5 separate regions of the Homo sapiens genome follow, and all the other regions are linked to region 4. Evidence: chromatin loops called from intact Hi-C (ENCODE). Cell type or tissue: mammary epithelial cell. All regions are shown on one strand. Region 1 overlaps CRYGS (crystallin gamma S). Region 2 has its middle 5.5 kb from the start of TRA2B. Region 3 has its middle 66 kb from the start of TRA2B. Region 4 overlaps DGKG (diacylglycerol kinase gamma). Region 5 holds the start of ETV5-AS1 (ETV5 antisense RNA 1).

Evidence for each region. A loop is a pair of places that touch in the nucleus more often than their neighbours do. Peaks named below come from ENCODE experiments on the same cell type or tissue, not always from the same donor. Only the 100,000 strongest peaks of a DNase experiment are listed, where the experiment ranks them.
Region 1: a loop joins it to region 4, with 9 times the contacts of the local background. A loop is called at or near these places in 82 of 110 quality-filtered maps.
Region 2: a loop joins it to region 4, with 10 times the contacts of the local background. A loop is called at or near these places in 3 of 110 quality-filtered maps.
Region 3: it touches region 4 in a loop (9-fold over the local background); 7 of 110 quality-filtered maps call a loop at or near these places.
Region 5: a loop joins it to region 4, with 2.5 times the contacts of the local background. A loop is called at or near these places in 4 of 110 quality-filtered maps.

What each region holds. Positions count from the first base shown.
Region 1 is chr3:186,538,023-186,543,022 of GRCh38, reverse strand. CRYGS (crystallin gamma S) reads left to right here. Exons shown (of 3, transcript NM_017541.4): 2 at 3,426-3,668; 3 at 4,055-4,580. The coding sequence ends at 4,327. Among named protein-coding and RNA genes, the nearest start is that of CRYGS, 3.9 kb to the left of the region's middle. In mammary epithelial cell, a CTCF peak has its summit at 2,323 (motif pointing right); DNase peaks (open chromatin) are centred at 1,912 and 2,312; H3K27ac peaks cover 271 bases.
Region 2 is chr3:185,941,020-185,946,019 of GRCh38, reverse strand. No RefSeq gene overlaps it. Among named protein-coding and RNA genes, the nearest start is that of TRA2B, 5.5 kb to the right of the region's middle. In mammary epithelial cell, a CTCF peak has its summit at 2,324 (motif pointing left); DNase peaks (open chromatin) are centred at 2,339 and 4,879; H3K27ac peaks cover 57 bases.
Region 3 is chr3:186,001,209-186,006,208 of GRCh38, reverse strand. No RefSeq gene overlaps it. Among named protein-coding and RNA genes, the nearest start is that of TRA2B, 66 kb to the right of the region's middle. In mammary epithelial cell, a CTCF peak has its summit at 2,933; no DNase peak of the experiment used is centred here.
Region 4 is chr3:186,239,122-186,244,121 of GRCh38, reverse strand. It overlaps DGKG (diacylglycerol kinase gamma), which reads left to right. Exons shown (of 25, transcript NM_001346.3): 20 at 1,554-1,618. Among named protein-coding and RNA genes, the nearest start is that of DGKG, 120 kb to the left of the region's middle. RefSeq lists an enhancer at 1,819-1,868. In mammary epithelial cell, CTCF peaks have their summits at 1,385 (motif pointing left), 2,111 (motif pointing right) and 4,562; a DNase peak (open chromatin) is centred at 1,441; H3K4me3 peaks cover 885 bases; H3K27ac peaks cover 629 bases.
Region 5 is chr3:186,074,966-186,079,965 of GRCh38, reverse strand. It overlaps ETV5 (ETS variant transcription factor 5), which reads left to right. Exons shown (of 13, transcript NM_004454.3): 7 at 1-149. It overlaps ETV5-AS1 (ETV5 antisense RNA 1), which reads right to left and starts at 796. Exons shown (of 2, transcript NR_046594.1): 1 at 625-796. LOC124909470 (a long non-coding RNA gene) reads left to right here and starts at 157. Exons shown (of 2, transcript XR_007096205.1): 1 at 157-934; 2 at 1,752-3,144. RefSeq lists a silencer at 2,204-2,399. In mammary epithelial cell, no CTCF peak of the experiment used is centred here; no DNase peak of the experiment used is centred here; H3K27ac peaks cover 900 bases.

The DNA of each region.
Region 1 (5,000 bases), 300 kb before region 4:
AGGTACCTGTTAACTTGTTCTGTAATTTATTAGTGCTTGATTTTTTTTTCATTGGAAAATAGAACTAATAATCATGCTTGTCATTCAGGAGGTTTGGGGAGAAAAATTAGTGTCTTCAGTGCTCTGAGGTTCTTGAAAATATACCATGCAAATCCCACTAAAAAAGAATTTTTGGTCCTTAGAGGAGGGATATCCATGTATCTTGAGGTAAAGCTGTTCTACAACCATCTTAGATGAAAACATCTGCTTTTAAAGATTTGCAGAGTAGTAATAGTGTACTCTTTTTTATTTATAGATGAGTCGTTCATTTAGTTAAATAACTTTTGCTTGCTAGGGTAAAGGAGATAGTAAATTATTTCTTACTTTTTCTCATTGCTTCTTCCTTTCCCACTATCTTGATAGCAGTTTAATCAGAGGAGTTATGGGCTTGGCAAAAGGAATAGATTTTACTAAGTATGTTTTCATTACTTCTGGGATACTCAAGATATTTTTCTCTCTGCTGCATTGGATTAGTAGGCCATTTTTCCAAAAATAAACCTGATAATGATAGGAATTTTGTAATAATTTCTAGGAAAACTTTCTGCACATTTCTTTAGCCTTCTCTACAAAATATTTTGCCCAAAGGTCAAAACCTCTAGGCTGACAATAGCATGGATTTCATGGTTATTCTACAAAAAGAAATTGAGCACAGCTAGGTGCAACATTCTCTGGCTCTGAGATATAGAAGGTCTCCCACTGAAAGGAGAGCTTAGTCTTGGAGCTCAGTAATGATTCCATAGCAACAGGATGAGGGCTTTGTTTCAACTTTTGGATGGTTGGCTGGTCTCCTGGGAGGGTGGACATCAGGTGACCGTATCAGGCATCATGTATCTTTTTACTTAGCAGATATTGATAATTAGTCACGCAAATGTGCAGAAGGCAGTAAATGTGAGAAACTATGAAGTGAAATAGATGGTATTATTAACTTCATTTCCCATAGGATATCTTTTGCAAAGGCTCTTTTTAGTGACTTGTTTGGTCAAAAACCAAAGGCAAATAGAACATATGAATTAAGGAGTTTAGAATCTATCCATTCTTAGAGAAGTTATTTGACTTTCCTAAAGATCTCTCCACAGGTCATGAGGAAGAGCCCCTGAGGCTTAGGCCCAGCCTTGGTCATTGTCCAAGAGAGTAAGTGCTGCCATGTTAAACGAAGCTAACTGGGCAGGCAGAAAGACAGCAAAGGAAAATAAAGTGAACAATAGTTTACTCACCAGGAGTTTTGCACTGCAGCCCACCAGCTTGTCTGCAACTAACTTGTAACTAGGTAGTGACATTAGGCCAATCACTTAACTTCTTCATCTGTAAAAACTGTAGCAAAAGCTTATTGCTAATCATGAGTCAGCTATTCAACTAAGTACTTTATCAACATCCCCTTGGACCCTCAGAGCATACCGTCTGCAAGAGACACTATCATCCTGTTTTGCCAATGAAGAGCTGTAGAGAAAGGTTCATTGCCCTGTCCAAGGTCACGTAGCAAGAAAGCAGTAGTATTGAGACTTTTCTTTTTTTTCTTCATCCGTAAACTGAGGTACCATATATCTAAATCTGTACTGTGCTAAGATGGGAAGGGAACTGAAACACATAAAGAAATTTGGGCAGGGGATAAAGGAGAGGAAGTAGATGATTTAGGGGTGGGAAGGAAAAGGGACCCTTTTAGGGAACAGGAAAGAGAATAATTGAGATAAATGGGAAGGGAAGGGAAAGATTAAGGTGGAGGGAAACAATTATTAGTATATTAGTATCTAGATAGAAAGAACTACCCAGGATAGAGGAGAATGAGATTTTATAGCTTTTTATGAGTCATTCTTCGTTTCTTCCTCTCATTCCCTCCATCTAATTAGTCACCAAATCCTGAAGTTCTTTACTGTTTTCTCATCATCATTCACATTGGAGTTGCCTTTTGGTTGGCCCTCATCATCTCTCACCTGGCCCACAGCAGCCATCCGTTTCTAGGCACACACTACTAAGTCCAACTCACTCATAATCACCAAAGGGATTCCAGCATGATTCTGGTGTCATTTTTCTGGCTTTATTTTCTAGTACTTCACCACATATTCAATATGTACTGGACTTAATGAACTACTTATTGTCCCTATAATGGGCCATGTTCTTTCACTTTATTCTTTTAAACATGTTTGTTCCTTTTCATTTGCCTCTGGAAAACACCTACTTATCCTTCAATGCTCAGCTCAAAGATCCTCTCAAGACAGTATCCGGCTCTGCTCCTTTCATCTGAAATGACTCACATAGTTTTCGCCCGTGAAATCCATAAAGTAAATCAGCCACAAGGTGGCGGCATAATGCCAGGTAATTAACGGTTCGAAGCATGACACCTGTGGTTTCAGTTTATAACCTAGCATTGATCTGAAATTCCATCTTAAAAAAAAAAAAGATGAAAAGATTGTGGAATTATTGAATAACAAGGGACAAGCTCTGTAGCTCATTTGTAGTTTTCATCGTGGTTTTCAGGAACTGCTTGGTGAATCCTTGGGAGTTCCTAGGAACTCTGTCTCCTGTTTCAGCCAGAAAAGCTCTGAGAGTTGTTTTAAAGCCAGAACTTCCAGTCTGCTGTAGTCTTCAAATAGGAAGCTGAAGCTCAGAGAGGTGGCTGGATGAAGATAGTAAGGCTAATTGTAGAGAGGGAGCTCTGTAGTCCAGACTTACTGTTTCTGCTTTCACAGGGCTGCATATTTTTCAGTGCCATCAGAGACTTACCCCAGGCATTGTGGTAGAAACTTGATAAGCGTTGGAGGCAAAGAGGATTCTTATCATTTTGTTACTTTGCAACTACTCTGTTGGCAATAAACTAATAATAAAGAACATGATATGATACATTTTCATGTATGAAAGCTCTACATCTATCTAAAATAAGCTCTGTAAAGCTAAGGTTCATGCTTTATTTTTCTCTATGTATCCTCCATATCACCTAGGAGTCATCTTCATGAAACAATTATTGAAGTCAAGTGATGGGCACAGAGGATTGATAGCTCAAATAAGGCTTGGTACTTGCCCTTGGAAAAAGTATGCTAGGATTCTGGTGGGAGGGGTAGACATATAAATGGATAATTTATAATATGATGTAAGTACAGAGAGCTGTGGGAACATAAAGGAAGGAAAATGAACTTGAGTCTGAGACTGCTCACTTCTATTAGAGCCCTCTTCTGTTTTGCTTCATGTTCAGCCTTCAGGAAGAACTCATTTCTGTTGTTGACAACTGAAGTTGTCTGTCAGAAAGCAATGTTGTAAGGTGACGTACAGCTACATATTTTTCCTCAAAATTGAGGTGAAAGGAATTTCTAAAGTAGGCATTATGTTCTTAATTTTTATCTGTGAATTAAGCCACCCAGCTCCTCAGCTCTTTCTCTGTTGGCCCTCTACTTCAGATTACTTTCTATGAAGACAAAAATTTTCAAGGCCGTCGCTATGACTGTGATTGCGACTGTGCAGATTTCCACACATACCTAAGTCGCTGCAACTCCATTAAAGTGGAAGGAGGCACCTGGGCTGTTTATGAAAGGCCCAACTTTGCTGGGTACATGTACATCTTACCACAGGGAGAGTACCCTGAATACCAGCGTTGGATGGGCCTCAACGACCGCCTCAGCTCCTGCAGAGCTGTTCATCTGGTGAGTCTGGGGACTGTGTACTCCCTCTGTTTCCCACGCCCTCTGTCCGCTTTCTCTTGCTTTTAGGTGAACATTTTCTTGAGTCTTCTCTACCTCTTAATGAGTAGCTGCTTGTTGGCTGCTGAGGCTTGAGTAACATCTTAGAGCAGCTCATCACTAGAATGACTACACTAATTTCCAGGGTGCTGTCTCTGCCTCTTGAGTGTTTTGAAGAATTAATTTTTTCTTATTGAAAGTTAGCTGTTTTAGTCAGTACATGGTGAGATGGGAGTTCAGATCATCTAGCTTTCAAGGTGATAAGTTCTGAGCAATACTGTTCTCTAAGTTCTTGACCTGCTGGTGATTTCCATAATGGTTTCTGTTCATTTTCTCCTGTGTCTTTTCAGCCTAGTGGAGGCCAGTATAAGATTCAGATCTTTGAGAAAGGGGATTTTAGTGGTCAGATGTATGAAACCACCGAAGATTGCCCTTCCATCATGGAGCAATTTCACATGCGAGAGATCCACTCCTGTAAGGTGCTGGAGGGTGTCTGGATTTTCTATGAGCTACCCAACTACCGTGGCAGGCAGTACCTCCTGGACAAGAAGGAGTACCGGAAGCCCATCGATTGGGGTGCAGCCTCCCCAGCTGTCCAGTCTTTCCGCCGCATTGTGGAGTAATGACATGAATGGGGCCATATTCTTCCTGGGGCCCAAATGCTGGCTGGCCTTGTGGTCCAAATAGGCATCATCAATAAAACAGTTGGCATGCATCCCACTGCTGACTATAATGCCTCTCCTTAAATGCTTCTAGGGACCAGCAATACAGTGCTCGCCACAGTGGGCAGTCACACAAAGCTACCCATCTGCCAGATCACCAATCTAGATCTTTGTGCCAAACAAAATGAGATCTCATTAAAAGGTTAGAAAGTCATACTGACATGTGGTGGTTCCTTTAGCTTATGTTTTGCATTAATTCAACAGGCACAGTAATAATTGCTACCATTTATTGAGTGCCTACATTATTTCATTTTCTCCTTACAACCCTGTGAGAGGTAGTTTTTCGGTATTTTATAAATAAGGAAACTGAGAGAAATTTAAAATGTGCCCAAATTCACCAGTTGGTGGATGGAGGAGCCAGGATTCAGTCCAGGCTACTTCTGCTCCCAAAGTCATTGTTCTGCTTTCTAACACATACATTCAACACATTGGCTGGAGATCTGTGCATATAGTGTCTGTAGAAGCCCCTGAAAATTTTTAAAGGTAGAAAAGACGGGGTCCTCTGATGTTCCAGTTGAGGGGACAGAGTGTCTATCAAGAACAGCCAGTGAAAATAGGGTTATTATTTGAAAAT
Region 2 (5,000 bases), 300 kb after region 4:
ACAGCCTGAGCAACAGAGTGAGACTCTGTCTCAAAAAAATAATAAATAAAAATTAAAAAATAAAAAATATGTATAGCATGATTCCATTTGTTTATGAAAAGAAAATTTTAAGGCTGGGCTCAGTGGCTCATGCCTGTAATCCCAGCACTTTGGGAGGCCGAGGCGGGTGGATCGTGAGGTCAGGAGATCGAGACCATCCTGGCTAGCATGGTGAAACCCCATCTCTACCAAAAATACAAAAAATTAGCCGGGTGTGGTGGCAGGCACCTGTAGTCCCAGCTACTTGGGAGGCTGAGGCAGGAGAATGGCATGAACCCGGGAGGCGGAGCTTGCAGTGAGCCGAGATCTTGCCACTGCACTCCAGCCTGGGAGACAGCAAGACTCCGTCTCAAAATAAATAAATAAATAATAAAAAAATAAAAATAAAAATTTAAATTTATCTATCTAAGGTCTAGAAGGTTATGCACTACATTTTTTAACTAGGGTGACCTCTGAGGAGCGAGACTGGGAAAGAGAGGATAGAAAATAGGGTTTGCATTTTTCACTTTGCACATTTCTTATTGTTTGAATTTTTATCCCCACCCTATATTAGTAACATAATAATAATTCTAAGACAAAACATTTTCTTCATATGTTTAATGTTTGAGCTCTAAATTTTGTTATTTGGGTATTCTAATTTTTATTCTCTTCCTCTCTTTCCCAGATTTATCTTAAGTATCTGGAGAAAGTCTTTTATTTCATTCTTCTCTCTCTCTCTTTTTTTTTTTATTTTTTTGAGAAGGAGTCTTGCTTTGTCGCCCAGGCCGGACTGCAGTGGCGCTATCTCGGCTCACTGCAAGCTCCGCCTCCCGGGTTCATGCCATTCTCCTGCCTCAGCCTCCTGAGTAGCTGGGATTACAGGTGCCCGCCACGGCGCCCGGCTAATTTTTTGTATTTTTAGTAGAGACGGGGTTTCACCGAGTTAGCCAAGATGGTCTCGATCTCCTGACCTCATGATCCGCCCACCTCGGCCTCCCAAAGTGCTGGGATTACAGGTGTGAGCCACCGCACCCGGCCTCTCTCTCTTTTTTTTTTTTTTTTTTTTTTTTTTTGAGACAGAGTTTCACTCTTGTCACCCAGGCCGGAGTGTAATGGTACGATGTCTGCTCACTGCAACCTCTGCCTCCCAGGTTCAAGTGATTCTCATGCCTTGGCCTCCCGAGTAGCTGGGATTACAGGCATGCACCACCACGCCCGGCTAATTTTTGTATTTTTTAGTAAAGACAGTGTTTCACAATGTTAGCCAGACTGGTCTCGAACTCCTGACCTTAGGTGATCCACCTTTTTTAGGGTTCAGAACATTGAAAGTGATTGGTTGTTTCAACTCAATTATCTACAATACGTAGCCATAGTCAGCATAGTAACTCAATGTTGTTCTTAATTTCCACTCAGTCCTAAGCTGGTTCGTGAAGACCTGCCTTAATGAAGTCTCAAAGTTTTTGACTTCCACATTCATACTTCCAAGTAGTGAGTGGGTGTTCAGTCACTTTTTATACAGAGATGCATTAGTTCTCTGAGAGCACTCCTACACCACTCCCTTGAAGATCTCACTTACACAAAGTAAGGTTTCCTTGACTATCTCTATACTAGTAATTTCATTTCCGTATATTCCACCCAGCTATCCCCTGAGCCCCAGACTGCTCTAACCAGTACTCACTTGATGTCTCCATTTGGAGATGGTACCACTGATACCATTAGCTAGGAAGAAAAATGAGGTCAGGAGGGATAAAATGATGAGCAGTTACTCTAGCTTCCGTTTCTCCTTCACCTCCACATCTCAGTAGTATTTTGAGAGACCACTCCTGGCAAAAATTCTGAATCAGTCTGTCCATTCTGAATTCTGATGTCTCCAATCAGGAGAGATCAAATACACAGTAATTTGAATAGGGGAAGTTACATATATGTAATTACTAACTATAAGTTAGTAATAGGGGTACTGAGGTAAGTGAGGATGGGGTAATGACGGATTAACTAGTAAGAAGTAAAGAGAACTCTTAATAATATGGGAATAGCAGGTACAAGGAGGAGCCCTAGCTCTAGGTCTGAGATAGAGTGCCCAAGAAGAACCTCCTTTTCCCTCAAGAGCTCAGATTCAGACTTTGGAGCGGGCACAGCCATGGATCTCTGGAACACAGAAAACTTGCCGTGATGCCACACTGGCAGAACTTCATGAAAACCTGCCCCTGGGATTTTCCAGAAACCTTTAAGGTGTCAGGGACAGTTGTTTATGGGGTGCATCTCACCTACAAAGCTATCTGATGTGGCTCCAGGAGAGGCTGCCCTCTGCTGGTTGCTGCTGGGAACTACACACTGCAGGAGCCAGACACTGAAGAAGCTGCAAATGTTACGAAACCTGGCCAGGGGTGGGAACCGGTGCTCTAGAGGCAGCTGCTGGCTACTAGGTGCTGCTGACTGCCAGGCACTGCAGGAGCCGGGAAACTAGAAACACTGTCAGCATACTACAGAAGCTCAGTGTTGGAGAGAGCTATGCTCTGCAGGAGCTGGTCCCTGGGGAAGCCTCATGTGATGCAGGAGCCTGTGGCACACACACAGGAATCAGGAAGTAAAAGCTTTCCTCCTGTAATGCCTGTCCAATTCTGACAAAGCTTCTGTGCCATCTGGGAAAGAAAAATATTGAAAGGTTCCAGATCTGTTTTCACAGAGCAGGCAAAAAGTATGAATTGGGAGCAACTAGCACAGCAAGTCATCTCCATCCTCTCTAACCTCATTGGCCACTGCCTTAGGTCAGGTTCACTCACTTGCTTGCTCTTTTTATTCCTTGTCTGGACTGTTGAAAGAGTCTAGGAACTGGGCCCCTGGCCTGGCTGCCACTGGCCCAAAGGATGACATGTGAATGTGAAAAAGGAGGCCCTTCCTTCGGGTGTACAGAGCACAATGCCCGGCTCTCAGCTCTTACTGACCCTTGCTAGGTACACCGGGCACAGCTCAGAACAGAAGCCTGGCTCCTCACCTGCTCCCGGTCTCCAATCTTCCCTGCTCATATCACTCCTCAAACCCATGCACCACACTGCCACCACTTTTCTCAAACTTAAAATTGAAAGTATAATTCACCTTTTCAGCACCCCTCAATACTTCTCTACTGCCCATTAAATAAAATCTGAACTCCTTAGCTAGGCATACATGGTCATCTGTGATCTGCTCCTTGCCTGTTATCCAGTATGTTGAATGACTAAATGAGAGAAGGCAAAACAAAACAACAACAAAAAAAACAAAAACCCCACTAAAGACAGAATGCACTAGTGAATCCCAGGGCAGAAGTTGAAAATTAAACAAGAAATGCTGGAGGAGAGAGTCTATGACTCTGGAAGGAGACAACAACAAACAAATTTGAGTGCAGCCTCTGGCTTGGCTCTAAGCTACAGGAGTAAGCCTGTTAGACAGCATTCCCTGTTGGGTGCATTATTTTCTCTGTATATATCTCCCCTACCAGGACTAGACATTTTTGTTGTTGTTGTTTTTGTTTTTTGAGATGGAGTCTCACTCTGTCATCCAGGCCGGAGTGCAGTGGTGCAATCTCGGCTCACTGAAACCTCCACTGCCCAGGTTCAAGCGATTTTCCTACCTCAGCCTCCTGAGTAGCTGGGATTACAGGTGCCTGCCACCACGCCCAGCTAATTTTTGTATTTTTAGTAGAGACGGGGTTTCACCATGTTGGCCAGGCTGGTCTCGAATTCCTGACCTCAGATGATCCACCTGCCTCAGCCTCCCAAAGTGCTGGGATTATAGATGTGAGCCACCTCACTCAGCCTAGGGCTCAAGGTTTTTACAGTCATTTCTGACTATCCCTTTCCCCATATTCCTATCACATTGGCCAGTCAAGCCCACCCTTTCATAGTCTCCCTACTCCCTGCTTAGTCCTCATTCTTGCTGCCTTGGGAATCTAATCCTCACTGCCTCATATTTACAGTACTGGATCCATATCCCACATGGCCACTCATTCAACAGCATGGCCCTGCGCTAGATGCTGGAGACACAGACATGAATGACACAAGACCTGCAGCCTGACCTTCCTATCTTTGCCAGGACAATCTTGCCTACTTTTAGCAAGTTAGTCTCCTGCTCAGGGACCTCTAAAGGCACCCTGATGCCTACCCAATCAATTCTAAATTCATACGTTGCTTTCTTTTAATCACTCAACAAGTACTACTAAAGGCTTACTGTGTGCCAAGCACTACGTATAAGGCAGTGGTCAAAAGAGGCACTGGCCCTGCCCTTAAGGAACTTATTATCTAGTGTGGAAGACAGACATAAAAACTATATTCACAGAAATAATAATGCAAATAGGGCTGAGCGCAGTGGCTAATGCCTGTAATCCCAGAACTTTGGGAGGCCAAGGCGGGCAGATCCCAAGGTCAGGAGATCGAGACCATCCTGGCTAACACAGTGAAACCCCGTCTCTACTAAAAATACAAAAATTAGCCGGGCGTGGTGGCGGGCGCCTGTAGCCCCAGCTACTCCAGAGGCTGAGGCAGGAGAATTGCTTGAACCCAGGAGGCGGAGTTTGCAGTGAGCCAAGATCGCGCCACTGCACTCCAGCCTGGGCGCCAGAGCGAGACTCTGTCTCAAAAAAAAAAAAAAAAACCCACAAAGAAATAATAATGAAAATAAAATAATTATATAATTATTATTCTTTAATTATAGTTGTGAGTAATATGAATGTCAAGGGGTGCCATAAGAATGTATAAACAAGAGATCTAATCTAAGCCAAAAAGTAAGATAAGGCCAGAGATCTGAGTAGGAGTCCAGGTTTAGGTGTGTGTTGGGAGTACAGGTGTTCTCAGAAAAAGGGGACAGCTCATTCAGAAGTTATTTAGTCACTTGACACTTGAGTCATCACCAAATCTCTGGATCTCAGGTACCTCAAATATTGATTCTGTTCTGGATGACTATTTTACCAAACAAGAGCCAAATTGCAAGCTCTTATAACTCAATAATAAAAA
Region 3 (5,000 bases), 240 kb after region 4:
ACCTACAAAATGGGAGAAAATTTTCACAACCTACTCATCTGACAAAGGGCTAATATCCAGAATCTACAATGAACTCAAACAAATTTACAAGAAAAAAACAAACAACCCCATCAAAAAGTGGGCGAAGGACATGAACAGACACTTCTCAAAAGAAGACATTTATGCAGCCAAAAAACACATGAAAAAATGCTCACCATCACTGGCTATCAGAGAAATGCAAACCAAAACCACAATGAGATACCATCTCACACCAGTTAGAATGGCAATCATTAAAAAGTCAGGAAACAACAGGTGCTGGAGAGGATGTGGAGAAATAGGAACACTTTTACACTGTTGGTGGGACTGTAAACTAGTTCAACCATTGTGGAAGTCAGTGTGGCAATTCCTCAGGGATCTAGAACTAGAAATACCATTTGACTCAGCCATCCCATTACTGGGTATATACCCAAAGGACTATAAATCATGCTGCTATAAAGACACATGCACACGTATATTTATTGCGGCACTATTCACAATAGCAAAGACTTGGAACCAACCCAAATGTCCAACAATGATAGAATGGATTAAGAAAATGTGGCACATATACACCATGGAATACTATGCAGCCATAAAAAATGATGAGTTCACCTCCTTTGTAGGGACATGGATGAAATTGGAAATCATCATTCTCAGTAAACTATAGCAAGAACAAAAAACCAAACACCACATATTCTCACTCATAGGTGGGCATTGAACAATGAGAACACATGGACACAGGAAGGGGAACATCACACTCTGGGGACTGTTGTGGGGTGGGGGGAGGGGGGAGGGATAGCTTTAGGAGAGATACCTAATGCTAAATGACGAGTTAATGGGTGCAGCACACCAGCATGGCACATGTATACATATGTAACTAACCTGCACATTGTGCACATGTACCCTAAAACTTAAAGTATAATAATAATAAAATAAAAAAAAGAAGCCCTTAGCAAATTATTTAAAAGAAAATAACAGAGGCTGGCAAGATTGTGAAGAAAAGGGAACACTTATATACTGTTGATAGGAGTGTAAATTAGTTCAACCATTGTGGAAAGCAGTGTGACAATTCTTCAAAGAGCTAAAAACAGAACTACTATTCGACCCAGCAATCTCATTATTGGGTATATACCCAAAGGAATATAAATTATTCGGCCATAAAGACACACGCACATGAATGTTCGCAGCACTATTCACAATAGCAAAGACATGGAATCAGCCTAAATGCCCATCAGTGACAGATTAGGCAAAGAAAATGTGGTACCTATACACCATGGAATACTATGCAGCCATAAAAAGCATGAGATCACGTCCTTACATGTATGGAGCTGGAGGCCATTATCCTTAGCAAACTAACGCAGGAACAGAAAACCAAATACCGTATGTTATCACTTATAAGTGGGAGCTAAATAGAGAGAACACATGGACACATAGAGGGGAACAACAGACACTAGAGCCTCCTCAAGGGTGAAGGTTGGGAGGAGGGAGAGAACTATCGGGTGCTAAACTTAGTTCCTGGGTGGTGAAATAATCTGTACAACAAACCCCCGTGACATAAATTTACCTACATAACACGCCTGCACATGTACCCTTGAACCTAAAATAAAAGTGAAAAGAAAAGAAGGAAAGAAAATCTGCTTTAAAAAAGAAACCCACAGTGAGAACAGGTTTCAAAGGGGCTTTGGAACCTCGAGGCTGGAGAATTCCACAGTCGGTATTAATCAGGCCTTCCCCTTCATGCTTCCTTCTTCCTAGACACCCCCACTTGTCATCCTGTGCTCTCTTTATTCCATTTTAAGATTCTCCTTTACCTCTCAGTGTCTCCCTACCCCCCAGAGAGTAGAAACTGTGAGAACTATGAAACTATGAGAAAATAAGAAAACTCATTTTCGTAACCACCCACCCCTTAACCAGCCTCTAACAAGTTCAATAAAGTCAGGATTTATTTAGTTTATTTAATGTAAAAGCATGTATGAGAGAGAATGCAGAGAAATGATCATGCTTTTGTTAGGCTGGTGGAACTGAGAGAGCATTTTTAAATTTTCCTTTTATGTTTTGTTTTACAGCCTTTTTTTAAGGTAGAGTCAATTCTCAGACAGGATTTCACAGTGGTATCTGAAATCAGTCTCTGGGCATTTACATTGCATATAAGTAAGCAAGTTTATCTGGCATTAAGACAAGAAAAAACATTTTTAGAAAAAAGTAAGAAAAAAGACCTTATTCTGTAGATATTCTAACTTCTTGTAAAGTTGCAATAATCATGTGAGTGAGAAAGAAGCCAAACATTCAGACACCTTCACATTCAGTGTGACTGTTGTTTTATGATCGCTGGAGTAGGTCTGACTGTCAGACACAGAGCAAGCACGCGAAGTGTGCGATAGTGCTGGACACCCACACATTTTTCATTGTGAGCCACGGTGAGTCTGAAGGGTCACACTTGGCAGAGTAGCAGAGGACCTACCTTGGCTAGGACTCAAGTTCACACTGAGGCTTCATTTATTTCTTTTCTCCTGTTGTCAGTAATTCTCCAAAATGTTCCAGTTTTATGATATGGCTTTTAAGGGAATTAAATTTGAATAGCACAAAATTGTATAATTATCTTACAATTCCATTGCAATTATTAGCAGATCCAAGTCTGCTACATCATTATTAGGTAATAATGATGATGATGATAATAATGACAGCTAACATCCATAGTCTGTTTACCATGCACCAAATACCATGCTAAGCAATTGGGAAGATGATTAGGTCTACCAGCCTGCTATCATGTGTGTTAGTTACTTAGCATAAAAAAAATAGAAAAAAATCTAAGAATTTCAGGTCAACCACAGTTTGGGGGCAGATGAGTCACATTTAGCTCCCAGAATACATATTGGATGCATGGCCCCTAAAGCAGTGCTCACGCCCCCTCATGGCAACAATAGGCAGGAGCTGAATTTTGAGGTTCCCTTTAGACAGGGCATGTGCTTCCTAATTCACCACATCCCCACAGCTCCCTGTCGGGCTTATATCCAGCCCTCTTCATTCACTTACATAGTTTGCCTATCTTCTATATGTTTGAGTTTTCCACCCCCAAACCTAGACAATATACCTGCAATTCAGGCATCTGCCACTAAATGGTACAATGCCAATAGGCAGGCATAAGGCTAGCAGGGACATTGGCAATCATATGGCCTAACAGTTTTCCCAGCCTTTTTATGGGAGTCGAGTATTTCTTCCAATAAAATGTTACTCAAAGGTCCATTGTATTAGTCCACTTTCACACTGCTGTAAAGAAATACCTGAGACAGGGTAATTTATAAAGGAAAGAGGTTTAATTGACTCACAGTTCCACATAGCTGGGGAGACCTCAGGAAACTTACAATCATGGCAGAAAGTGACGGGCAAGCAAAGACCTTTTTCACATGGCGGCAGGAGAGAGAATGAAGGAGGAACTTGCACATTTATTAAACCATCAGATCTCGTGAGAACTCACTCACTATCACGAGAACAGCATGGGAGAAACCACCCCCATGATCCAATCACCTTCCTCCTTCAACACATGGGGATTACAGGTTCCTCCCTCAACACATGGAGATTACAATTTGAGATGAGATTTGGGTGGGGACACAGAGCCACACCATATCACCCATCTCTAAACACAAAAAAGAAGCTCTTTTGGCTGAGGATGGGGTAACTCCCAAGAAGTACCCAACCCGCTTGGCCCTCCATCCTTCTCCCCAGCACCGCTTGACATTTTAGGGATGCTGGCAACAGAATTTAATCCCCTCGTCCAAAGAAGAGGGCACAAACAAGTGAAGCTATCTATCCTCAGTCACACAGCTAGTTAACGGTAAAGAAACGTAGTCTCTGATAAATAACTCAGTATTTGGCAATTCCATCCACTAAAAATTTGTTGCATTTGTAGAAAGTAAAAAATAATAACAATGACTAATAATAGTTACTATCCATCTACTTTTTTCAAAGACCTGTTGTTATTCCTTGTCATATACCAGCAGATATCTTTATTAGAAAAGTTTAAACTTAATAGTCAATTATAGAATTATAAAAGTACTCAGTTTTATACTGATCTGAAAGGAACATTGAAAGTTTTTTTTTTTTGTCTCACCTCTTCATTTTACAGACCAAGAAAATGAGGAAGTGCTTGAAACCAATTCCCCCTCTTAAGTGTTCCAAGTTATCGTCCTGTTCAGTATATCAAGTACACACTATTACATCTGGACTTGGTGGTCAGAAGCCAGAAATTTCTATTTTAACCAGTTACTCCATGAAAATCATGAACCGTTAAGATATAAATTAAAGTTGTGATTTCTTTTTATGATTCTCTTCCATTTTTGAAGCACACACTCTCAGCTGGGGATTCAAACATCTTTTTACTCCAGAAAGTGCATTTATAAACTTATGGGAAGATATTCCAGACTGAACTTTTTCAAGAGAATTCAAGTCAAACTTCTGTGGTCAAAGAGTTTTATGTTAAAATTTCCAATTCATTGCATTGTATACCAATACTTTGATAAAATGCACTAGAATCAAATTATTAGACACAGGTACAGAAAGACAAACATGGCATGTTCTCACAAATGTGTGGGATCTAAAAATCAAAACGATTGAACTCATGGAGATAGAGAATAGAACAAAGGTTGCCAGAGGCTGGGAATGGTAGTGGGGGTTGGGGTGGATGGTTAATGGGCACCAAATAATAGAAAGAATGAATAAGACCTAGTATTTCATAGCACATCAGGGTGACTATAATCAATACTCATTTAATTGTACATTTTTAAATAACTAGAAGAGCATAATTGGATTGTTTGTAATACAAGGATAAATATTTGAGCGGATTAATACCCCATTTTCCATGATGTGATTATTATGTATTGTACACTTATATCAAAATATCTCACATACCCCATAAATATATATACCTGCTATGTACCCACAAAATTAAATATTAGAAAATTTTTTAAATTATTAGACAAATAAAATTT
Region 4 (5,000 bases):
GGTTCGAGACCAGCCTGGCCAACATGGCGAAGACCCGTCTCTACTAAAAATACAAAAATTAGCCCGGTGTGATGGTAGGCACCTGCAATCCCAGCTACTCAGGAGGCTGAGCCAGAAGAATTGCCTGAACCTGGGAGGCAGAGGTTGCAGTGAGACGAGATCATGCCACTGCACTCCAGCCTGGGCGACAAGAGCAAAACTCCATCTCAAAAAAAAAAAAAAAAAACACAGAAATTTTCATATAAGAAATAGAATTAATATGCATTTGATGAAAATTCAAAATTCACTGCATGGAATTTCAAGTGTTTTGTAGCCATGTATTCCAGTAAATGGGTTTGTATATTTTTCATTGCAAAACAAATCTAGTCAACTCCCTGGTTTCTGTGTCACCCCCCATCTCCGGCTCAATTAGCCTGTTTATTTCTGAAGCCCAGCACCTGCACCCAAAGTACCAGTATGGGGCCTGAGCGGTGAAGGGGCGTTACACATTCTTCTGCTGGAAAATGAGACCATTGTCGAGGGTGGAAGACCGAGTTTGAGGAGGAAAGACAAGTTCCGTTTCAGGTTTGAGGCTTAGGGTTGGCTCTAGAGATTGACACTTTGGAGCTATCATCATTCAGATGCTGGTAACAGCCACGAGAACTCACGAGATGGCCACGGTGTGGAGTGGGGGCCGCAGGTAGAACCCAGGGTTAGGGAGTTGTGGTCAGAGGATGGAGAGCCCAGGAGCACAGTGCATGACAGCCATCCTAACTGTGAGTGCTGGAGTGCAGGGGGCCGCTAGTGTGGCAAAGGGATGTGCTAATAGGAGGGCAGTGTCCACATGATGTAATAATGACTCTTATTGGCCTTGGAGGGAGTCCTTCGAGTGAAGTGATCAAGAAGCAGAAGCCAGAGTTTAATTTTGTTTTATTATCTAGTAAGCATGTTATCCAGTGCCACTAATTATTTCTATTGGTGTGGATGGTTAAGACTTAATATCTAATAGCATCTACCAATGTCAGGTTTCTGGTTTTGACAATATCCTATAGTTATATAAAATGTTATCATTGGGGGAAGCTGAGTGAACGGGACCTAGGAACTCTATGCTATTTTTGCAACTTAATTGTGAGTCAAAATATTCCAAAATAAAAACTATTTTAAAAAGAACTAGTATGGAAAGTCATTTCCAGAGACTCATGCTCAGCCCCAGACACAGGCTCCTGATCTCTAACTGCTCACAGACTCTCAGTCTCCCCAGAGGGCAAAGGCTTTCCCCTTCACTCACCCCTGAACTATCTATCTGTTCTCAGCGGGTCCGGGCTAGAGTGAAATAGCAAGGACTCCAGAGTCAACTGGCATAGGCTGTAAGAGTATTGGTGGTGCTAGCTCATCCCCCTGGAGGCAGTGTTGAGCCTCTGTTGGCTCCGCGGATGTGACCTGGAGCCCCACCATGCGATAGATAGAGTCCCAGGGTTGGCATGACTCAGCGAGTGCATGCGTGCGTCCCTTCCCTCCGCACTGCACTGTCATGACCACTCACCAAGGATCTGCTTTGTCTCTTTCACTTTCAGGACGCTTCCATTGCACACAGATTCCATGTGATGAGAGAGAAACATCCTGAAAAATTCAACAGCAGGTAAGCTGCAGGCCCGGCTGCGCTGCCACCCACCCAGTGTGGCCCTGGCGGAACAGAGGCCTTTCACCTGCTCTCTGGAAATTTTCCCAGCCAGGGCCGCTGGGGACTTGGCCTTCCTGCCACTTGCCGGAAGGAGGGTTTCCATTTCCAAGAAAAAAAAAAGTGTCAGAAACTTGGCGCAGGCTAACTGCCTGTCCTCTCCCAAAGGATCTGTGCAGAGGGCAGGGCTGGAGGGCAGGAGGTGGGTATGAAGGGCCTGCTTTTGCAGGGGAGGAGGTGGGAGGGCGTCTGCCCTTGTCTAACTGGAACCCCCGTCCTGAGTCTCTGCTGCTTCCAAGTACAGCGCCTCCAACCCCAGCCCCTCATGATTCTTTTGGGGAAGAGCAGGGAGGCTGGAAGAGACCCTAGCTTCTGTCGGTCTCAAATGGGAGGAGGTGGCAGCTCCGGGACTTGGACCAGGAGGACCAGAAGGGTGTCTCCTTTGCCTCCCCCGACAGCAGAGGGCAGCAGCAGAGAGGTACCTGCAAAGGCTGGAGACCCGGAACCCACTAAGTCCCAGCCTCAGCCTGGGCACTCTGTGAAGTCACCAAGTTAGGTTCAAAAATGAAAGGAAAGAGGAAACCAGATCATTTGCAAGAGAAAGCAAACCCTTCTTCCTTGTAGGATGAAATTTGCCAGAACTTAGTTGTGACTGACGTATAGCTACCCCTTTCTCCCTCTTTCCTTCTTTGTCTGTATCTTCTCATTAGTCAATTTTCATTCTTTCTTTCTTTTTCTTTGTTGTACTATTTCAAGATGACCACTATTTCAGACACTGTTCCCACCCCAACCCTAGGTAGGTTGGGAGAAGAATGGATAATGATTTGGACTTTGTTTTTGAGCCTAAAGGTGTTGACTTTTATTTAGCCCACAGAATTGTCTTTTTATTTATTTATTTATTTATTTATTTTTGAGATGGAATCTCACTCTGTCACCCAGGCCAGAGTGCAGTGGCGTGATCTTGTCTCACTGCAACCTCCTCCTCCCAGGTTCAAGCGATTCTCCTGCCTCAGCCTCCTGAGTAGCTGGGACTACAGGCGTGCACCATCATGCCTGGCTAACTTTTGTATTTTTAGTAGAGATGGGGTTTCACTATGTTCACCAGGCTGGTCTCAAACTCCTGACCTCAAGTGACCCGTCCTCCTCGGCCTCCCAAAGTGCTGGGATTACAAGCAAGAATTGTCCTTAAAAGAGAGGTTAGAGTGTTCATTGAAGACATTCATTTAAAGCCCAGGACCCATCATTTTCATCACTGGCCATTTTCATTCCTACTCTTTGTCCTGACCCCACAGCCTGAGAAGTCAACCAAGAAGAAGGAGGTCTTTTTAGAGGTCAGAAACTGAACACTATAGCTTCAGAAAGAGCGATCTGTGGGATCCGATAGCAGCTGAACGAACCTTTTAGGAAGTGCATCCTGCCACAGCATCTTCTTGCTCTCACACACACAGACTATACACACTCACTGCACACTAGGAACACGTGTACTTCCAGCCCCTGATACTATAGTCACAAACTTACAGTTCAGATGATCTCCTCTAACGGTCTTTTGCACTCCCAGATACACACAAACCACTTTTTTAAAAAGTACTCCTCTTCAACCCATTCCTCAGGCTTTTAAGGTCCTCTTTTCACACAAGTATCTTTTTTTTTTTTTTTTCATGGAGTTTCGCTCTGTTGCTCAGCCTGGAGTGCAGTGGCGCGATCTTGGCTCACTGCAACTTCCACCTCCTGGGTTCAAACAATTCTTCCGTCTCAGCCTCCCAAGTAGCTGGGATTACAGGCACCCACTACCACACCCAGCTGATTTTTGTATTTTTAGTAGAGACAGTGTTTCACCATGTTGGCCAGGCTGGTCTCGAACTCCTGACCTCAAGTGAGCCACCCACCTCAGGCTCCCAAAGTGCTGGGATTACAGACTTGAGCCACTGCACCCGGCCTCACACAAGTATCCTTATACGTACTCATGCACATGTGCCATATGCTTGTGAAAGCCACGGGGCTCTGTTCATTCATTCATCCATTCATTCAGCAGATCTTTTGAAAACGTAATGCACACCAGACACTGTTCTACAGGCATTTTGGACAGACGCATGTAGGGGACTCACAGCCTGGTGCTGGAAACAGGCTGGAAAGCAGATGTGCAGAATGGTTTGTGTTAAGTGATGTAACTGGAGGTGACCTATGGGAGCAAAAACCAAGGACACGAAACGTGGCATGGAGGGTTTTCCAATGACAGAGACGCCTGAACCAAGACACGGAAAAAGAGGAGGGCAACACAGGGAGAAGGAAGCAAATGTACGAAAAGATACGAAGGAGTGAGAGGGTGCAGTATACTTGTGGAAGAGCAAGATGTTCAGTGTGATCAGTTGTATGGTCTCGGCAGAGGAAAGAAACCAAACATCTGTAATTCCCAGAAAGCAAGGAAGCAGAGGGAGGGAGAAATTTCTCCATATGCCAAAAATCAATAGGCAGGCCAACATATGACATAAATAGAGCAATCATCCATCACCCACATGATTAAGTACAATTAGAAAGACACATCCGTCAGAAAAAAAAAAAAAAAAAGATTGTAGCGTGCATTTTAATGCAAAGTATGAACAAATTCACTGTGATCTGTAGAACTGTTTTTCCTTCTCCCTTCCGAGATCCTATAAACAATACTTCTCTCTGAGGGTAGGTTCTCAGCTCACTCTTCACCTGACTGAGGTCAAGGTAGCATGGATGACATGGTGACAGGCCCACGGATTTGCACGTAAACCTGCGTGCTCGCCTAACAAACGAAGACAGAAGGGCTGAGGTAGCACCTATTTCACAAGGTCACCGAACGCTTCCTATGAAGAACTTTGCATACATACTGCTTCTACCCTGCCTATTCGCCCATGTCTAAAATACCCAGGAGTGCCCAATTTGTCCACTGAGAGGCAGGCAAGCAGCCATTTTCTTCAGGCTTCCTTATTTAGCATTGGAGATGGTTTTAAATAGGCAGGTGGTTGTTGCCATGGTTACCCCATTACACCAGCGGCTAAACTTAGGAAAGGCCGCAAGGCATAGGAAGAAAGCTTGATACCCAGGATTTGGAAATGTAAACGGCATTATCAAACAAGGCCTATTTTACTCAGCTGAACTGAGGTTCTCCAAAGAGTAGTTACTGCTTGGCCGGAAGCCTTTACCATTACTGCCCAGGTTTGGACTCTCAGGGATAATCTTGAGGTTAAATCTTGGGAGTTGTCATTGCTGTGTTTTGTTCTGTTTTGTTTTGTTTTCAGCAAGGGAGAGTGACTAGTCAGGTCCGGAACACTTACCAGGAAACCGGAATCATTCACGTTGCTGATTCCCTTTTCTT
Region 5 (5,000 bases), 160 kb after region 4:
CCAGTTCAAGGTGTGGGCCCCGCCCCCGCCCCCCATTCGCTTCCAGAGCCTGGACCACAGCAGCAAACATTTGCGGTCCCCCGACCACCACATCAGCCCCTGCAGATGCCAAAGATGATGCCTGAAAACCAGTATCCATCAGAACAGAGGTGGGTGTTGATCTGGGCTTCTTCCTTAATTGTCTCCCTCACTCCTATCCTTTCTCACTGGGAGAGGGGAAGCAGTTTGTCTTATTTACCAGGTTCCTAAAAAGTTATCATTACATTGAGGCAGCTTGTGAGGCAAGACTAATGATAATACGAATATGACTGTTTATATACCACCCTGTTCCCAAGGTACTCCAGATGGTTGATGGACTACGACATCCTTATAAAGTAGGTAAGGGAGAGGTAACTGGTATTCTCCCGTCTCACAGAACTAGAGGAAGAATGACTTGCCAGGATAGTCTTGTCCCTCACTGAGGGCAGGTTCCTGACTCCTCATTGGATGCTGCCTACTATTAATAGAATTGAACTTCAGTTATTACCATTTCACTTACATATAAGGGACAATTGCTGATTTATACAAGGTAATATTACTTATCTGATTTTAACATGTTTTAACAGTAGGAGATTAGCTAAGGACCTTATTTGTACATCTGCTTTTGAAATAGAAATCTCCTGGTTACACTGCAGGTGGTTTTTACATTTCTACAGGCATTGAGGCATCAGGAGTAACTTGTCCAGAGTCATTCATTTGTCAAAAAAGTGTGTGAAGGGAACCTTCTCTGCACACTCCAAACCTGACCTCTTTATCTGTGGTATTCTAGAATCTCGGATGCTTGTGGCCTTCTTTTATAGAAGATGTGCTGGGGGCCTGTCTTTATTTCAAGTTTCTCTGGGATAGGGGGGTAGTTGTCAACAATATTACCAAAGGATGCAAGATGGTGGCCATGGTATTTCATATCTATCTATCTTGTGTTAGGTGGATCGGTGTGGGGGCCACAATGGGGCGGGAGTGGGAAGAATATATGAGTATACCTTTCCCAGGCCTGGTCCATTCCAGATGCCTACCAGTATTTACTTGGAGGTCATTTTATTTCTAGATGAAATGCAGGGGAAAAAATAAGGTCCCTTTGTCTGGTTCTGATCCCCTTCCCGTTTTGCTCTGAAAGTCACCATTAAGAACGGCAAAATATGGCTGGTTGCTGTTTATTCCTTGGTTAGGCCAAGGAACACGAACGCCTGTGTTACACAGGGCTCAAGGGGTGAGCACTGACGGGGTTGTGGGGGGCTGGCTCTGGAGTGGGCCTCTATTGCCACCGGGGACTCATCTGGAGGACACAGCTGCCGCTGAGCTTTTGGCAATTGTTACCTTGTACTAACAACCTGTACTTGTGCAGAAGAATTTGGTTACTTGGTTTTTTATGTAAAAATTGTAGACTTTTTTTTTTAAGTTGGCAACTAATTCAAATTAAAAACAACACCTCTGCAGACTAAACAAAACTTCTCTGGGCAAAATCACCCTGCAGGCCTGCCAATTTGTGAACTCTGGCCTAGATATCATTTTTATTTCAATGGTTTTTTGGTGTTTTTAAACAGCATCTTGCTGATTTTCTGCAAGGGTTATGGGGAAATTGGGGAGGAAGTGTGGGGTCGAGTATATATTCAGTATTTGAAACTCTTAGCAAACTTCTATTTGTTATACCATGAACTGTAAAAGAAAATTCCTTTATCTAATATTTCCCCCTCAATCCTTGTTTTTTATCCAAGGGGCTTATGTAACATACTGTATTAACAGTTAACTGAGTTGGGAGACAAATATCCTAGTTCTCCTGGAGAATTGGGAGATGGGTAGCCCCAGTCTCAGCTGTGAAATAAGCCTGTCTCCAGTCCACCCAGCCCCCTGAGAAGGAAGGAGTTTTGGATTCCTGGGATTGATGAGTTATTTGCCCGTGGGTGTTGAAAGGAAGAGAGGAGGGAACCAGAATGCAGGTATTTCTTTTCTTGGGTGATTCCTCCTTGAAGTCTGCCTGTGCATTTTGGACTTACTTCTTGTTATACTCTGCCTTTGAGACTGATGGGTCTAAAATTCAAAGCTCTCACACACACACTGGGGTGATACAGAGATCCTTGAGGTAATTGAGGTGAAGGGGGAGGAATTCTGTAGGTGACCAAATCGATTACAAACAACACTGGGCACTTGGATTTCCACTCAAGAGTGCTGTCCTCTCAAAGTTGAAAGTGCACAGGAGTCCCCATGGGAGTGTGGAGCGGGGATTTTCAATGCAGAGTCCTTGTTAACATTCAGAGATAGAGTGTGTGGGCCTGGGGCGGGGCCTGGATATAGTCTTGTCACACTTTGAGAAATTGTGATCCAGCTCTCTCTACCCTCATCCTTATTCCACCCTACCTTTATTTAAAGCATGTATTACCAAATTCTATTCCTACTGCCTTTGTCTATTAATATGGTCATCCACGTGATATCTATGTGACATAAAACGCATCAAAAACGTGACAGTGATTTTTCTTCTAGATACTGGATAGTACACAGAAAATGAGACAGACCAAAATCCCTGGTTTGATATTTGTAAAAGTAATAGAAATTACAGTCATGGATAATATCAAGCTTCATAATCACATATTTAATAACTTTTATGCCTGCCCAAAAGTGGGGCAGATTACTTTTATTGGTGACTATAGGTTGTCTCTTGGCTTAGAACTTTTTATTAAGATTAGAGGGACTATTACTTCAAAACGAAATCCCTAATACAAATATATGGTATTTTGCATGATAGAAGTAAAGAGAGTCTCATTTGAAACTTTTAACCGCCCTGTGACATAGGCAGAGTGAAAAAACCCATTTTATAGGTTAGAAATCAAGCCTCAGCACAGTTAAAGGACTTTCTAAAGCTCACATAGCCAAATACAGGGTCCTACATTCAGCAACCAAAAACTTCCATGACGTGTAATTACGCCATTTGTTTCAGTTATGATTTTATTTGGGCTGCTAACATCCACTAATGTCTACTATAAAAACTGAGTAATTGACCTTGATAAATTTGTTTTGACCTTGAACATTATCTGTTTTTTTATTATACTTTTAAGTTCTATCTATCTCTTCAACTACAAAATCTTAATAAATTCCTACATCATTTAATCCAAACCCATGTGCTTAACATGTGTCTTTTTTGTTTTGCTGGGTGTGCCGTATCTGTTCAGTTGAATAGAGTAAGCTCTTTGAGGATAAAAACCTGTGATTTAGACTCCTTTCTTTAGGCCACATTTAGCCTTGTACCTTATTTGTCCTCAGTATATGTTTATTGATAGTGATAAAAGTTTGCTAAAATTATACCGTAAATAGCTAAAATGTAATCTAGTCAAAAGTACACCCTTGCCACACATGGCGGCACACACCTGTAGTCCCAGTTACTTGAGAGGCTGAGGTGGGAGGATCACTTGCCCTCGGGAGTCCTGGGCTCTGTAGTACACTATGCCGATCTATCAGGTGTCCACACTAAGTTTAGCATCAATATGGTGACCTCCTGGGAGTGGGGACCACCAAATTGTCTAAGCAGAGGTGAGCTGGCCCAGGGGTCAGAAACAGAGCAGGTCAAAACTCCCATGATCTCATTGTGCCACTGCTCTCCAGCCTGGACAACACAGTGAGACCCCCATCTCTAAGAAAATAATGAAGAAAGAAAAAAGTACATTCTTAATGTTTTATATAGTCTTAGCATGTAATTCTTCACAACTCAATTTATTTTTAGAAGATAAATACTGTGTTTGAAAGCCATGATTTATACCAGTGATTTCCTCCCCACAAGGAGAGGGGAAAAGACATGTAATTTGACATGTTCAGACATGTGCCACTTATCCTGAAAGACCAGCTGAAAAAATGTTTTTTCCTTCAGCCTTCCCAATCTTGTGAGTTTTCTCATTGTGTTATTTATGATGTTTACATGTGCTGGGTGGAGGAACTTAGAAAAATATTCCTATAGTACTGGCCGTATATATTTTTGGCTTTTATTAAACCGTATCTCATTATATCTTGAGTTGAGGAAAGCCCTGCAATTCAACTGAAGAAGCTCCACTAAGAAAAATGTATCTCTAAGAATTTTGGAATACACTGCTTTCTCACTTACTTGACATCAACCAAAGAGGTTAAAACCCAAGAAGCAGCAACATTTAAGAAAATGCTCCTGTACCTGAAGAATCCTCTGCTTCTGGATAGCCCCTAAGGGCATCAGTATTGTGGTAGGCTAGCATGCTGTAATTGACAGAACAAAATGTGTAGTGCTGGAGTCATCAGGAAAAGGTCAACTGGGTAGTGTCTTCTGAAGGAGGAAACAGCCTAAGCTGTTTGAGAATGTCAAGAACGTCTGCTTCGGTGGTTATTATTGAGGATTCAGAGCTTAAAGGGATGGGCTAAGTTTTCTGGAATTTTGATTTAACAAAAACTACCAATTCCTTAAGGATGCTAGATAAATTAAGAGATTTTATATACTCGTTTTTCCTCTTGTTTTTTCTTCCTCTCTTAAAGTTCATTACCCTTAAAGTAAATTGCTATTCATTTTTTGTCCTTCAGATTTTGTAGTACAATAATTTTTAGAGAGGAATGAACTTGACTGTAAGTCACATTTGTAGCCTGGCCTGGAATAAAGTGAATGTGCCTGATGCATCTCTTCTCCAAGTGCCTGTTAATAACATGTTGTGTATGGCAGCACAGATTCACTTTGGGATCTGAAACTGAGTTTCATGGATGCTTAATGGATCCTTCTTTGACAGACTGAATGATGTTCTTGTAATGGTTAGAGTGCGTAGGTTTTTTTAGTTCTGAGTCTTAAGAGGGTTTGTTTTTAGCATTTCATCATGTTTACTGTAGGCTTCTTGTTACCTTTTAACAAGCTAAAGGACATTTCCTTTTATCCCCAGTTTACTGAAAGTTTTTTAACATGAACAGAGGTTGAAATTCATTAAACATTTATACTGCCTCTTTTGGGGTGATCAAATAATTTTCTC